Linked DNA regions of Homo sapiens: region 2 is linked to region 1. A link is an interaction called in ENCODE POLR2A ChIA-PET data of the cell type or tissue named here. Cell type or tissue: HepG2. All regions are shown on one strand.

What was found. ChIA-PET counts read pairs that join two places held together with the same protein. Peaks named below come from ENCODE experiments on the same cell type or tissue, not always from the same donor. Only the 100,000 strongest peaks of a DNase experiment are listed, where the experiment ranks them.
Region 2: POLR2A ChIA-PET joins it to region 1 with 10 read pairs; 2 of 35 experiments call an interaction of 5 or more read pairs at or near these places.

Annotation. Positions count from the first base shown.
Region 1 is chr12:14,833,157-14,841,156 of GRCh38, reverse strand. It overlaps ART4 (ADP-ribosyltransferase 4 (inactive) (Dombrock blood group)), which reads left to right. Exons shown (of 3, transcript NM_021071.4): 2 at 4-712. Among named protein-coding and RNA genes, the nearest start is that of ART4, 6.4 kb to the left of the region's middle. In HepG2, no CTCF peak of the experiment used is centred here; DNase peaks (open chromatin) are centred at 326, 4,096, 4,446, 4,736 and 1 weaker place; H3K4me3 peaks cover 376 bases.
Region 2 is chr12:14,371,102-14,379,101 of GRCh38, reverse strand. All of the region lies in intron 1 of ATF7IP (activating transcription factor 7 interacting protein), which reads right to left. Among named protein-coding and RNA genes, the nearest start is that of ATF7IP, 9.4 kb to the right of the region's middle. In HepG2, no CTCF peak of the experiment used is centred here; no DNase peak of the experiment used is centred here.

The sequences.
Region 1 (8,000 bases):
CAGGTTGCAATTAAAATCGACTTCGACTTCGCACCAGGTTCTTTTGATGATCAGTACCAAGGCTGTAGCAAACAGGTTATGGAGAAACTAACTCAAGGGGATTATTTCACAAAAGACATAGAAGCCCAGAAGAATTATTTTAGGATGTGGCAAAAAGCCCACTTAGCCTGGCTTAACCAAGGAAAAGTTCTACCCCAGAACATGACTACCACACACGCTGTGGCTATTTTGTTTTATACATTGAACAGCAATGTTCATTCTGACTTTACTAGAGCCATGGCCTCTGTTGCCAGGACTCCACAGCAGTATGAACGTTCATTCCACTTCAAATATTTACACTACTACCTCACCTCAGCAATCCAGCTGCTGAGGAAAGACAGCATCATGGAGAATGGCACTCTGTGCTATGAGGTGCATTATAGGACGAAGGATGTCCACTTTAATGCCTACACAGGGGCCACCATTCGATTTGGCCAATTCCTCTCCACATCCCTCCTGAAAGAAGAGGCACAGGAGTTTGGGAACCAGACACTATTTACCATATTCACCTGCCTGGGTGCACCTGTACAGTACTTCTCCCTCAAGAAGGAAGTCTTGATCCCTCCCTATGAGCTGTTTAAAGTTATAAATATGAGCTACCACCCAAGAGGAGACTGGTTGCAGTTGAGGTCAACTGGGAACCTGAGCACATATAACTGTCAGCTGCTAAAAGGTATTCTTTATCTAAATTGAGGCCACTCAGGATCACAGACCACTGCTCTTTTATAAAAGTTATTTTTTCTCAGTGGGTTTTTGGGGAAAGATCAAAAACATGAAAACTAGCCTTCGGTAATGATGGAACTGATAGATTAGAGAAAATCCACTTTATTTATTGACTTCTCTTTTCTTCCTACTCCATTACCTCCAGGACAATAAGTTCTGCAGTGAAATTATTATGTAAAAAATTGCAGACAGACAGAGTAAAGCTTGACTGGAAGGTGGAGCATAAAGATAGCACTTTTACCTTCTCCCTCAAACTCATTGCTTTTCTCATTGTCATTACATGGATAAGGAGTTCTAAAAGTAAAGCAAGAGGCAAGATATTTATTCATTAATTTTCTGTTCATTAATCATCTTCTATTGTGATGGGGGCCCTGGAAATACAGAATGAATAAAGCAAAATTATAACCTAGGAGGATTTTTAGTCTAACGAGAAATGGAAATATGAACAAATGTATACACTCAAAAGTACTAAGTGATATACCAAATATTTAAGCAAACAGCTGTGGCTGCTCAGTGCAGGGAGCTACTCATTCTCTCCAGGAAAAGTGAGGAAGGCTTCATAATAGCCATATGGAACTTGTCGTGAGAATGGGGGTTTTCAATGAAAGAAAAGTCATTTTAAGCAAAGAATACCTTGCTGTGGTTTGAATGTGTCTTCCAATAAGTTCCTGTGTTGGAAGCTTAATCTCCAATGCAACAGTGGTATGAAATGGGCTCTAATAAGAGTTGATTGGACCTTTCCTAATAAGAGATGATTGGATAAATGGATTAATGTTGTTGTCATGTGAGCAGGTTAGTTATTGTGAGAGTGTGTCATTGTAAAGAGAATCTGATCACTGGAGCCTCTCTCTGTCTTGTGTACCAACTTCTCTTCCACCATGCTATGGTATAGCATAAAGGCCCTCACCAGATGCTGGAGCCATGCTCTTGGACTTCCCATCCTCCAGAATTGTGAGAAATAAATTTATTTTCTTTACAGATTACGCAGTCTGTGATACTCTGTTATTGCAACAGAAAACAGACTAAGACACAGCATATGTTAATCACAAGGATTTCAAACAGCCTGGTGTCTTCAGGGACTCTGAAATTCTGGATGGCTGGTGTGTAGGATGTGTAGGATATGGGAAAAGAATAGGAGTAGGAAGGGAGGAGGGGATTTATCCAGGTAGGAGAATTCTGATGGGGCTTCATTATAAAAGGTCTTGTATTTCATGCTAAGGACCTTTTAATTTTATGCTGTAGGTAATAAGAAGTAATTAGAAGTTTTTAAGGAGTAGAAATCAATTTGGTCAACATCTTAGAAAGGGCTCTGATGACACTGTGAAAAATGAACTGAAGCAGGAAAATTTAGAGATATCAAAATACAAAAAAAAGTTAAACTTTTTTTAAGAAAAACATGGCTGATTGAATTTTATGTTGCCACCTAGCCATTTCATGGAGGGGTAGTTGTGTAGCAAATCCTGTGCCCTTTTTGATTCAGAAAAAAAAAAAAAAAGACTGTTCATATGTAAATTTATTCACACTCACAGTCAGCTGGAACCCAGTTGCAGGGTCTACCTTCAATATATCCCCAAATTTGTCTTCGCTTTATCATTATTGCTATGATTTATAATTCAGGCTCTCAGCATTTCTCAACATTTCAGGGCAGTAGTGTTGCAAAAGTGTTCAAACTGGCATCCACACTGAGGTCTAGAATCTGCTCACTCTGTCCTAGCCATAAATACAGACCAGGGAGAGGAGACCTATCAATACTTTCATCTCCTCACATGTCACCTTGGAAACATGGCAGCAAAACGAGTGAAATGAGTATCTGCCCCACAGACACAGGAGATTAGTGTTTGTAGAGGATGAAAAACTATAGTAGAATATGAAGAAAACAGTGAGATTTTGATAATAAATGAAAACATTCATAGCCAGGTTCCAGGATTCTTTGGAACTACACCTGACTAGGATATGATTACTTCATTCTCATCATGAATTTGGAACATATAATTCTTCACTAGGATAGTAAGCACAGTAAAATATATTCAATGAAAAATTACAGAAGATTTATATTAAGCATTGAGTGGGAAACTGAGGGAAAGGAGTATATAATATAAACCATTACTCACATTCTGCCACTCTATAAACCTCAAAGAAAAATATTTCAGGACACCCCCACCCAAATTAATGATCTTTGCTTTCCTATGGCGAAACTACCCAAATGCAACTTTAACTTAGTTTTGAGTTAAGGTTTAGCTGGGGTAGCCACATAGATCACTAAATTCTGACAGTTCGGTTGGTCTTAATGAAATATTTGGAATCACCAATCACACTTAAGGGAATCAATAATCTTGTGTCGCTCTATAAGCTCCCTGGGGGCAGGAACTCGACTAGTATTTGAGGAACTAGTATTTGAGAACTAGGCAGGCAGGCAGTTTGAGCCCAGACCCACTCTGTTTGAATTTATATCCCACTGTACCACTTAATAGCTATGTGTTCTTGGTCAAGTTGCTTAAACTCTTTTTTCATCTACCTAATAATTATCGTAACAGAACCTCAGAAGACTTTTGTGAAAATGAAATAAAATGTAAAATTATTGGCCAAGTGCGGTGGCTCACACCCGTAATCCCAGCATTTTGGGAGGCCGAGGTGGGTGGATCAATTGAGGCCAGGAGTTTGAGACCAGCCTGGCCAACATGGTGAAACCTCGTCTCTACAAAAAGATACAAAAAGTAGCCAGGTATCATGGCACATACATGCAGTCCCAGCTACTGAGGAGGCTGAGGTAGGAGAATCGCTTGAATCCAGGAGGCGGAGGTTTCAGTAAGCTGAAATCATGCCACTGCACTCCAGCCTGGGCGATAGAGTGAGACTCCATCTTAAAAGAAAAATAAATAAATAAAATTATTTATATATTCTATAGCATATAATAATGGTAAATTAGTGTTAGCTATTACTAACTTCAGTCCTCTGGCACATAGAAGTGCCCAGCCTATTTTGTTGAATGAGTGAATGAATGATGGTGAATATACCTCTAAGCAATCTGAGCCTTAGACTACATGACCATCTAACACAATTAATTAAAAACAGTTCCAATATTTGAAGAAGGGAAGATATTCTAGAAGCTTCAACCCCTAGTCAAAAGTAAGCTGTTGTCACAATGTAAATGATCAACATGGTCACTTGCAATGTGAGTTACCGTAACTAAATTTTTCCCAGAAATTTATCAATTAGAAGCTTGTGTGGCCATGCAGAAAAGCTTGTAAACGGCAGAATAAAAATACCACTGGTCATGATGTGAATCATCCCGTTGTTTGGGGGATCCACAGTCTACACTGTGAGTCACTTAGTAGCCCTCTCAGTGATCAGATCTGCTGTCTCGGTATTGCAGTGTTTGTTTTCAAGTGACCCTCATTTTATTTCATAATGGCCCCAAAGTGCAAGAATAGTGATCTTGGTGATTCAGATATGCCCAAGAGAAAGTGCCTCCTTTGAATGAAAAGTTTAAAGTTCTCAACTTAATATTTTCTTTATAAATTGAAGTGAAGAGGGAAGAGATAGGTCAGAGGCATCATATAATCAGCCAAGAGCTGGAATTGGAGCATTTTCTCACCCTCCACAGCTACGAAACTATCTGGGAAGGTAAAAGAAGGAGAGGAATAAGCTCACATTGCAGGGATGCCTTTCTTCCTTTGATCCCAGACTCTGACTAAGGGTTGCAGAGAAGGCTGGTCCATCCTCTGGTTCTACCTGACCTACCTAAGCCTCATCTGCCATTGGCTAGTTAGCATCACAGTCATTTAGTTGAGGGCAAAAAATTGCAGTAATGCCCCCTTACCTATGGTTTTGCTTTCTCTGGTTTCAGTTACCCGCAGAATATATTAAATGGACAATTCCAGAGATAAAGAATTCCTAAGTTTTAAATGGTATGCCATTCTGAGTGGTGTGATGAAATCTTGTGCCTTCCCTCTTGGGATGTGAATCATCCACAGTCTACACTGTGAGTCACTTAGTAGCCCTCTCGGTTATCAGATCTGCTGTCTCGGTACTGCAGTGTTTGTTTTCAAGTGACCCTCATTTTATTTCATAATGGCCCCAAAGTGAAAGAATAGTGATCTTGGAGATTCAGATATGCCCAAGAGAAAGCGCCTCCTTTGAATGAAAAGTTTAAAGTTCTCAACTTAATAGAAAGAAAGAAAAAATTGTATGCTGAGGTTGCTAAGATCTACTGTAAAAATGAATCTTCTACCTGTGGAATTGTGAAGAAGGAAAAAGAAATTCATGCTAGTTTTGCTGCCACACTTCAAACTTTATCATTGATGATATATATATATATGTATATACATACATACACATATGAAAATAACATAGGGTTCACTACTACCTGTAGTTTCAGGAATCCACTGAATGTCTTGGAATGTATCCACTAAGGATAAAGGGACACTACTGAATACAGTCTTGGACAGGACACAATATCTATCTCTTATGATTTAAAAAATGTTTGATTGCCAGCCAGGTGCAGTGGCTCACACCTATAATCTCAGCACTTTGGGAGGTCGAGGCAGGTGGATCACAAGGTCAGGAGATCGAGACCAGCCTGACCAACATGGTGAAAGCCGTCTCTACTAAAAATACAAAAATTAGCCAGGAGTGGTGGCACGAGCCTGTAATCCCAGCTACTCAGGAGGCTGAGGCAGTAGAATCACTTGAACCCAGGAGGCAGAGGTGGCAGTGAGCCAAGATCGCGCCACTGCACTCCAGCCTGGGCAACAGAATGAGACTCCGTCAAAAAAAAAAAAAAAGTTTGATTGCCTTCAGAATGTTTTCAGTTATTCGCTACAGTGTTGTTTGTTTGTTTCTTTGTTTCTTTGTTTTTCTCTCAATCAGTAAGCGAAGGAACATCAGAAAGGTCCTTAAAGTGATTTATTTTAACTGATAAGTAGTACTTACCCCAACATTCTGGAGCAGTATTGGACTGAGCCATACATGAACAATAAGAGGAAGGAGGTAGTGTGTCTTTCTTATCTGGGATCCTTAACAGGGAGGAAGTAAGATCAGTGGACTCTCCCCAGACCCAACTTTCTAGATAGCTACCATTTCCCACTTCACTGCTCCACTAACCCCAGCCTAGGGAATTCACAGATGGTGTTCTGGAACACTGATATCTAACTCCTCACGAAACTGTAATCTTCTCTGGACACTATTTCTCATTCTTTCAGCTTCGTTTTGTTTCATGAGCAGGAGCCACAAGCTATTCTGTGTCCCCAGAAGTCCCTATAAGCCAAGTGAATTATGTTTTCTCTCCTGTTCCCTCTCAATCTGACAGACGTGATACTGGAAAGACCACTTGAAGACCTTTAAAATTACCCAGCAGCATACTGTAATTCTCCCAAAGAAGAGACAGTATATTTAAGAGCATAGCTTCTCCAGTCCTTCAATTTATGCTAAAATCAGTCCTGTTAGCATGTAACTCAAGTTTAAAGAGTTTCCAGGAATCTGTTGCTTTTAGAGAGACAAGAGATCAAATTAATAGAATTATACTATTTAAGGAAGTAAATTTGCAAAAGGAAAAATTGTCATTCTAAACTAACAGCTTTCCTCTCTAATTATTCCATCACCCCTCACATGACCTGTACTGGTTGCCATAGAAACAGGTGTCTTCATGCCCATTGGAAGACTCAAAATATGTTAACAGAATGTTAGTTATTTGCCCTTAAATCTTGCTTCTTTCAGCAAAATAACCTATGCCAAAAATCTGTAGACACACAAATACATGCTCTGTTCTATATCATTGGATTCACAAAGAACAGGGATTTATTTGTTAAAATGTTTCACATAATCAAAATTCTTAACATGTTTCTAGAGAAATATAGGCAATTGTTTGTAGTCAGCCTGGTTTTACATGTAAACTTCACTTTTTAAAAACCTGTACGATTCTAGTGGGGAGAAAATGAATGAATGCATGTAAAATCTCTTAGAATAGTATCTGACAAATGTTAAGTACTCAAAACTTTTAAGATACTATTATCATTATTATTATTTATTTTATTAGCTTTCTATTTTGCCTGTTTTCTTTTACTCTGGGCTTCAATTATCTAAAATTAGTTTACCCTATTTGTGGCATCACAATGACCTTGAAGTAGAGTGTCTGTCTCAGATAAATGGATGAAAGAATGAGTCATTGAATAAATCTGGGAGACCACACGGCATGGTGGAAAGTGAATAAACTTTGGAGCCAGAAAGATTTGGGTATATGTTAGTAGCTAGGTGACCTTGTGCAAATGACTTAACCTCTGAGCCTGTTTCTTCATTTATAAAATGGAAGTGATACTCATCTTGTGGGAATGTTGTGATAGCATTGGTGTCTCTGCCTCCTTTCAAACACAACTGAGAAACTCTGGGAAAGTACTTTGCACATGGAAGTGGGATAATGGTTTAATGGCACAAGCATGTGCTTCAGTGAAATTGATAGTAAGAAGAGAAACAAAGGAAGAGGCAGAAGGAATAACGCTTTTCATTTTCGGGTGCTAAGTTTTTGCTAGGTAATATTCTACAATATTAACACTCTTGCTCCTTGCATTTTGACAGAAAGAGGCTATAGATAGCATTTGCCTCAAACACTAGACTTGGTATACTGCACGTCAGCTTTACCTTTTTCTGTTTAAGGACTATTTACTTCTGAACAGTCTGATAAAATTCAGATTCAGACTTCATGAAATAAAAGTTATAATCATTATGTATTTCTTCCAGACTTTATACCCTAAGGCAGAGATGACCAAAATCAGGTTATAATACACTGATAAAATGATATTTGTTTGGCAGTTTAGTTTACAAAACGCTTGGACACCCATTATCTGTTTAGTTTTCACAATCACCCTGTAAGTCAGGTTATTGACTCCGCTGTACTGATGTGAATGCTGAGATTCAGAGAGCTTAAGGGATTTGCGTAAAATTATTCATAGTTTACAAATGACAAAAATAGGATCCTTCCCCATGTTTTCTAATAAGAATTCCAGGACAATATTCTCCATAGACTGGTTTCAGGGGATTCATCCATTCTTCAACAAATATAGCTGAGAAACTACCGTTAGTTTTAAGCTTCTTGACTATGACTGTTTACATTATAAATCAGTTCACACACACATAAATATGCAAATACACACATATTCATAAAATACAACAGTTACCCTTTTCATAGGCAGTGTTAATGCTAGTGTTTCTATTCTAACTTATTTTATTACATTATTAAACAATGA
Region 2 (8,000 bases), 460 kb after region 1:
AGGCCCCACCTCCAACATAGAGGATTATGATTTAACATTAGATTTGGGTGGGGATACAAATCCAAACTATATCAATGGTGTACAAAATTCTAAGGATGACAGTTGTGTACGAGATATAGTGAGCAACTAAGCCACACAGGAGCAATGACACTCAAGAACTAAATGTGAGTCAAGATTTTTGCTGCCACCATACCTGAGGAATTGTGTCTTATAAATTAAGTCTTTTAAATAAATATCAAAGATTATTAGTAACTGTACCAAATCGTCTTAACTATTGCTATTTACATGGAAGAGACTCATGGATGCAGGCATCCTGGTATAAAGTTGACATCATGAGTCAACAACTGTCATAACTGTATCAAGGGAATGGGTCATGATTTTCATGATTATGTTGTACAAACCAGTCAATTCTGTGTAAGTAGGCTGCTTAACACAAGATCAAAAAAAGAAGAATTACCTAAGACTAAATGAATGATTTAATTGTGGTTAACATTTTATTTTAAATGGTCATAAGAGAACAATACTTTCATCTCAATCTATCTCTAACCCCCAACTTAAGGTATACTTTATAGAAATAGTAATATCTTTCCCCCTCAGAGATCAGGGAGAAAAATATCCTGTGAAAGGTTTTAATATAGGTTATAAGCTAAAGAAGCCACCAAAAACATTTTATGAATGATTCTGTAGAAAAATACTGAATATAGGGCCGGGCATGGTGACTCACGCCTGTAATCCCAGCACTTTGGGAGGCCGAGGCAGGCAGATCACCTGAGGTCGGGAGTTGGAGACCAGCCTGGCCAACATGGCAAAACTCCATCTCTACTTAAAATACAAAAATTAGCTGGGCGTGGTGGCATGTGCCTGTAATACCAGCCACTCGGAAGGCTGATGCAGGAGAATCGCTTGAACCCTGAAGGCAGAGGTTGCAGTGAGCCAAGATCATGCCACCGCACTCCAGCCTGGGCGACAGAGCAAGATTCCATTTCAAAAAAAAAAAAAAAGAAAAAGAAAAATACTGAATATATTGTTCAGTCTTGTCCAGAAACTGCTTAGACCAATGATTAAATACTGTATAAAGTATCATAACTCAATCTTTTTACTTTTTATGACTCAGTTTACACAGTTTCCATAAGAATCTGTTCTCCTGCCTACCAGGATAAAATTGGGTAAGTCAGACCAGGCACGGTGGCTTATGCCTGTAATCCCAGCACTTTGGGAGGCTGAGGCAGGTGGATCACCTGAGGTGATCCTCTTGAGGTCAGGAGCTCGAGACCAGCCTGACCAACATGGTGAAACCCTGTCTCTACTAAAAATAGAAAAATAAGCTTGGTGTGGTGGTGGGTGCCTGTAATCCCAGCTACTCAGGAGGCTGAGGCAGGAGAATCACTTGAACTCAGAAGGCAGAGACTGGAGTGAGCCGAGATCACGCCATTGCACTCCAACGTGGGTGACAGAGCGAGACTCTGTCAAAAAAAAAAAGAAAGAAAGAAAGGCCGGGCGCGGTGGCTCACGAGGTCAGGAGATCGAGACCATCCTGGCTAACACAGTGAAACCCCGTCTCTACTAAAAATACAAACAATTAGCCGGGCATGGTGGCTGGTGCCTGTAGTCCCAGCTACTCGGGAGGCTGAGGCAGGAGAATGGCGTGAACCTGGGAGGCGGAGCTTGCAATGAGCAGAGATCTTGCCACTGCATTCCAGCCTGGGCGACACAGCAAGACAACGTCTCAAAAAAAAAAAAAAAATTGGATAAATCAAATTTGTAACCGTAACCACACTGGAAATGTGAAATTTAAAAATGAATTTCGGGCTGGGCTCAGTGGCTCACATCTATAACCACAGCACTTTGGGAGGCCGAAGCAGGCAGATCACTTGAGCTCAGGAGTTCGAGACTAGCCTGGCCAACATGGTGAAACCCCGTCTCTACTAAAAATACACAAATTAGCAGGGCGTGGTGGTGCATTTCTGTAATCCCAGCTACTCGGAAGGCTGAAGCACAAGAATTGCCTGAGTCTGGGAGGTAGAGGTTGCAGTGAGCCAAGATCATGCCACTGCATTCCAGCCTGGGCAACACAGCAAGACAGTGTCTCAAAAAACAAACAAACAAATAAATAAACACAAATTTCCTTTAATTAGGTATGACAGGGAACAAAAATTGCATCTTTTTTCTTTTTTTTGAGATGGAGTTTTGTTCTGTCACCCACGCTGGAGTGTAGTGGCGCAATCTTGGCTCACTGCAACCTCTGCCTTCCGGATTCAAACGATTCTCCTGCCTCAGCCTCCCAAGGATTGCATCTTAAATATAGAAATCATGCCTACTAAATCTTCACAAGAAATCAATTTAGTATCTCTTCCACAGCTTATAGATTCCAAGCTTTGAAGAGAATAAAGAATAGTATTTCCCAAAAAACCAGGAATACTGACAAATGTGGGAATCTCAGAGAACCCCAAGATACCCTACAATTATAGGTACTGCAGATGAAAGCTCATTAAGTCAGATGATGCGGTTTCTGGTAGTGGAGACAAGCTAATAAATAAATAAGTCAATTATAGCAGTTCACAAAACATCCATACAGAGGTTAACTCTTACCTTCCTATCAAATGGACATAGTTTTGTTAAGCACACAATAGGGATGTATTTCTGTATTTTAAATCAACACCTCATTAGACCTATGTGAATCAAATGGCTAAAGAAAACATGAAAATATACCAAATCGGAAAATCATTTAACAAACTTTATGGCCAAATCTGTGCCTTAAGAGGCTGGAGCTTGATTTCAAGGAAGGGCTATGGATGAAAAATGATACTTTGTCTCAATTTTGAGTAAGCATGTCCAGCAGATGTTTTTAAAGGAGGGCAAGGAGGAATCCTATGTGGAATTAGTGCCCAAAATAAATGCCTTCATCCCTAACTTTGCCAATGATGAATGCTGCCAAACCTTGCAGATATGACAATCAATGTGAGAAAATGGCTGCTTTTTCACCAGGAAGATGTTTACTGTAAATTTAGTGAATTTAGTAATCGTGTGGCGTTTTTTCCTTTAAATACCCGTTTGTTTTTTAATGAGTCAGTCCTAAAACTGGTCTCCATCACAAACCTTTACAAGTAAACTACTTTCTTAAATGCTTATTTACCTTACTAATGAGTGGTAATATGAAACCGACCTTTCCAAGTTACTTTTTAAATGCATTTACATTCTAGCTCCAGAAATCAAGAATATTATTTTCATAAATCTCCCTGTACTGCAGGGCTCCCTGCACATAGTTGCTTCTTAATAAATATTCATGACTGACTAATTGATTCACCAATTGATTAAAGCTAGAGATATGTGTGAGGCACAGATGCTAAGCATTTTATATATCTAATCATATTTAACCCTCACAACACTACCATGTAGGTGGTAACACCACATTTTAAAGATAAAGAACACTGAGAGGAGACACTAATTGCCCAGGTCCCAATACAAAACTACTGTTCTTTCCACTTCACTGTATAACTAACTGATTTTAGGAAAATTTTTTGTTTTTTCTTTTGTTCTTCTTTTCTTTCTTCATTTTTTTATTTATTTTTATCTTTCAATGTTTAAATCATTTAAAGTAAGTTTGGTGGGGGAAGAGGATTATACAAACCTAAAATACAAAATAATTATATCATTCCATCTTTTCCTCAAACCCTTATTAATTTACATACGTAGGTTCTTCACAGTCATATTTTAGAAACTTTTTATTAACAAGCAACTGGTTCTTAATGGATGACATTGAAAACTGTTTTTCCTAAAAGCAACTATTTATTATTTTTCATATGTAAAGTGCCTGTCAAATCTTCCCATGACAATTCATCATGTGGGTATTTGCCATCTGAGTAAATTACATGTTTGATTAAAAAAAAAAAGTTCTGACATCTGTGGATAATGAGTTAAATAAAAGAAAATAATTAGAATATCTTATTCCCTTTTTTTTTTCACCTCCACCTAAAACGAAGGAATTCTATTCTTTCAATAAGCAAGTATTTATTGAATATTAAGGGAGGCATGGTGGAAAGCAAGGCATGGTGGAAAGCAATCTTACACTTTTAATAGTGGTCTTATCATACCTTATTAGAAAGGATTTGTCTTAAAAAATTGTCAGATATATCAATAAGATATGATTCCTAACCCCAGGAAACTTATAAAGTACTACACAAAAAACAAATAACTATAAATATAAAAGTGGAAAGGAATAAATGCCTTTAAAAAATATATGAAGTAAAGCAAAGAAAAATTAGAGAATTTCCAGTTGAGAGCAACAACATGCTTTAATAGGCATACTATGTGGGTGCCATGGCAACTATGACTTTTATTCACAAAAACCAAGGATTTGTATCACAGAGCTATTAAGAGTTCTCCTAACACACTACCTTCCTTTCTGGCTCTAAGATTTTGAACATACTATTTATTCTCTTTACTAGTATTATCTGTCTAATTCATTCCTTAAAATACAACTCCCATAAAATCTCCTTGATCTCCTTCCAACACTCTCACCACTTTCTGTACCCTACAAAAATATATATTGTTTTACTTGTCATATTCTGTAGAAAGCTACTTTTAACTACTTACTTATTAATCAGGTAAGTTTTGCCTATATGCAGAGAATTTACAACCACAATCTTTTTACCTGTGTATATTACAAGGCCCTTGGAAGTCACATTTTCGGCCAGGCACAGTGGCTCACACCTGTAATCCCAACATTTTGGGAGGCCAAGAGGGGAGGATTGCTTGAGCCCAGGAGTTCAAGACCAGCCTGGGCAACAAGGCAAGACCCCCATCTCCACAAAAAAAAAAAAAAAAAAAAATTACAAAATTAGCTGGGTTTGGTGGCATGTGCCTGTAGTCCAAGCTACCTAGGAGGCTGAGTCAGGAGGATCCCTTGAGCCCAGGAGGTCAAGGTTACAGTGAGCCATGATCACACCACTGCACTCCAGCTGGAGTGACAGAGTGAGACCCTAGTCTCAATTAAAAAAAAAAAAAGTCATATTTTCCATCATGGAAAATGTATATTTTATACATACAGTTATAAACAGAGAAAAAAAAATCTGGATAAAATAATGCAAACATAAACTATTCAAACAATTGTCACTCGATTCATCTACAGTCCTTTTGAATTAAGCAAGTTAACCTGTAAAGTTCAAAAATACTACACTGAGTTTTAAAAATTTGAAATTCTAATTCTTGCAAAACTAATCATAATGTTTTCAACGGCAAGCAGAGAGGGGAAGAATTCTATCAAATATAAATATTTATAATAACTGGGACCCCAACCACAAATCATGAACACAAAACCCCCAAAATACCATTTCAATGGAAAATATACAGTTATACTATAACTGAACCTAAATCTTAAAAGAGAAATAGTTTTCAGTACCAAATTATGAAGTACTTTGAGACCACTTCTCCCAATTCCTTATATAGCAGAAAATGCTATTCATTAATATCCATTTCTCTTTTATAAAATTCTCTAGTTTTAGCTAAGCATATGATTATCCAGCTAGATATATTTCCCAGACTTCCTTTCCCAGCTAAATATGTCCCAATGACTAAATGATCACACATAAACCATGAGTCAAAGTGCTATGTGCCACTTCCATATCATGCTCTCAAAAGAAAGAATATGCACTCCCATTGTTCTTTCTTCCTTGCCTCTAGCTAGTAAAACTAGAGAGTAATCATGTTTCACCTAGTGATGGAAGCCATATGTTAAGGCAAAACCACTTACAAACTCTAAACAGTCTTACTTTGTATGGTTACATGAGAAAAAAACATGTGTCATCTTTAAACAACAGGAATGGAGTCTCCTATACTGTGGCAGCTTAGTTTTTACTCTAATGGAATTCACTTCTGACATTTACCACCTAAAAGGAAATAAAAGAGTTCAAAAGCAGTCTCTCTTTTCCCTTACATGCTTTTTCCTATGACATTCTATCTAATAAGAGTAACAGGGCAGATATACATCTAAGGCTCCAAAGCCTTAGCTGGGAATAAGCTGCAGCAGTCAAGTCATCCTTTATTGTTCCATCAAACTCTTTCTCCTGGTCCTCAAAACAGCAGATTCCCTTTCCATCTTTTTAGCTTTATCCTTCTACAAAATGGTAGGCATTATCACTGAGAATTACTGAACCAAAGAAAGTTCCTTTTACAGCTTTGACAGTTCTGAGGACAACTATTCTAACATACAAATCAAATTTCTTATTAGAATGTTAAATTATTAGAATGCCAAGAGTGATGGACACATAATTTCTAGGTATCAAACCAGATAATACTTCCCCAAAGTAGCATAGGGCTATACAAACAACAAAGAAAGGGAGAACGGATCATATATAGTAAGACATTATGGCATTACTACCTCACATCACCATCATACAAAGGGGTCCTCTCTCCCAAATACAGCTAGTTACTACCAGTTATTGGATATAAAAGAACACAAAATGTTTCTTATAATATTCTGAGCAATGGAAAACTGCAGACATGAATAAGTGCATATTTCTGATGGCAAAGTTAATAAGTCATCTTCATTTCCCAGATTCTCATATTCATATAGGTCCAACTATAAAGACTCTCAGGAAGGTATAACTGTTCCCTTAGGCCTATGGTATTTTTTTTTTTTTTTTGAAAAGTGGCTGAGGTACCTGAGTCATCCTCTTAAAGATTCTAAACTCCAAATGATCGAAATTTAAAATTGAAACATTCACACCATATAAACAAGCACTAGTAGCCCTGATCTACTTATTCTTAACTGAAAGTGCTCCCCAGCACTCACTCTCTGTCTCCAATACAAAATGGTTTCCACCATGCAAGCTGAATCATCTATAAAAAGTTTAATTTTCTTTGTTTTCAACAAATTAAAATGCCTGGAGGAGCCCCTGATTTACTCTGTGGATGGCAGGACAATCTGAGAAAGAACATGGCAAAGTAATGTTTAAATACTCTTGGCCTCTCTAATAAAATATAAGGTCAAACAAGCAAGAAGTTTAAAAGAGAGTTCCACTAAAGGATAGGCAATTTCTAAGTACTCTAGGAAAGTGACAAGGACTATGGTCTCTGAAGCTAATTAATGACATTAAGGTAATCTGTTTAAATAATGTTAAAACATCACCTAATTTTTCAATCAATAATATGCCCCACAACTGTTAGAAACTCAAAAGGCAGGAACTTTATTCTCAAGCTTCTTTATACATGTGACTCCCTTGAAAAACAAGGTATGCAGCCAATGCATAAATTTTCCATAGGCCTCAAAACCTAAAAGAAAAAATTATAATAGAAATCCTTCTAAACTAAATCACACGCTCATTTCCCTTCTGAAATAGGTTAAATATAACAATATTCTCTGATTCAGAATCATTAATAAAATCATCAATTAATAATGAACATTCTATAACTACTGATTCAGCTCTGGGAATACTGATTCCCAAACTAAATAGCCTCATAACTAAGTTTATAAATTATTGCTTCTAACAGTAGAAATATAACCCTCCTTTACTATCATGATGCTGGACATCATTTCTTTTCCCTACCAAAATGCATTTCTCAAGTAGCACTTCTAATTTTTTACTCCTCATCTGTTATAGTCTAGAAACCAAGTATAATAATAAACCAGAACTAGAAAAAGTTCTCAACTTTCACAAAAAAGTAAAATATCTAAGCTGTTATAAGCAGTGTTGCTTGAAAAAGACCCAAAGGCAGGGATTTTTCATTAAAAAAGATAAACTGCTTAAGAAAGGCCAATAATATCTTAATATTTTATATCCATTTTCTAGATTTATTTTCATAAAGCCAATAATATTTTATCATTTGAGTTCTATATTTCCGTGATTTCTTCTTTTCATTCCTCCACTAATTTACAAGTTTAGTTCAATAAAAATGTTATTTTGGCAATAAACTGACTCCTGAATCAATTATTTAAAAGATATAAAGTAGAATTACAGCTGAAATACATCCTTATTAATCAAGATAATCTTTTTCAATGCAAT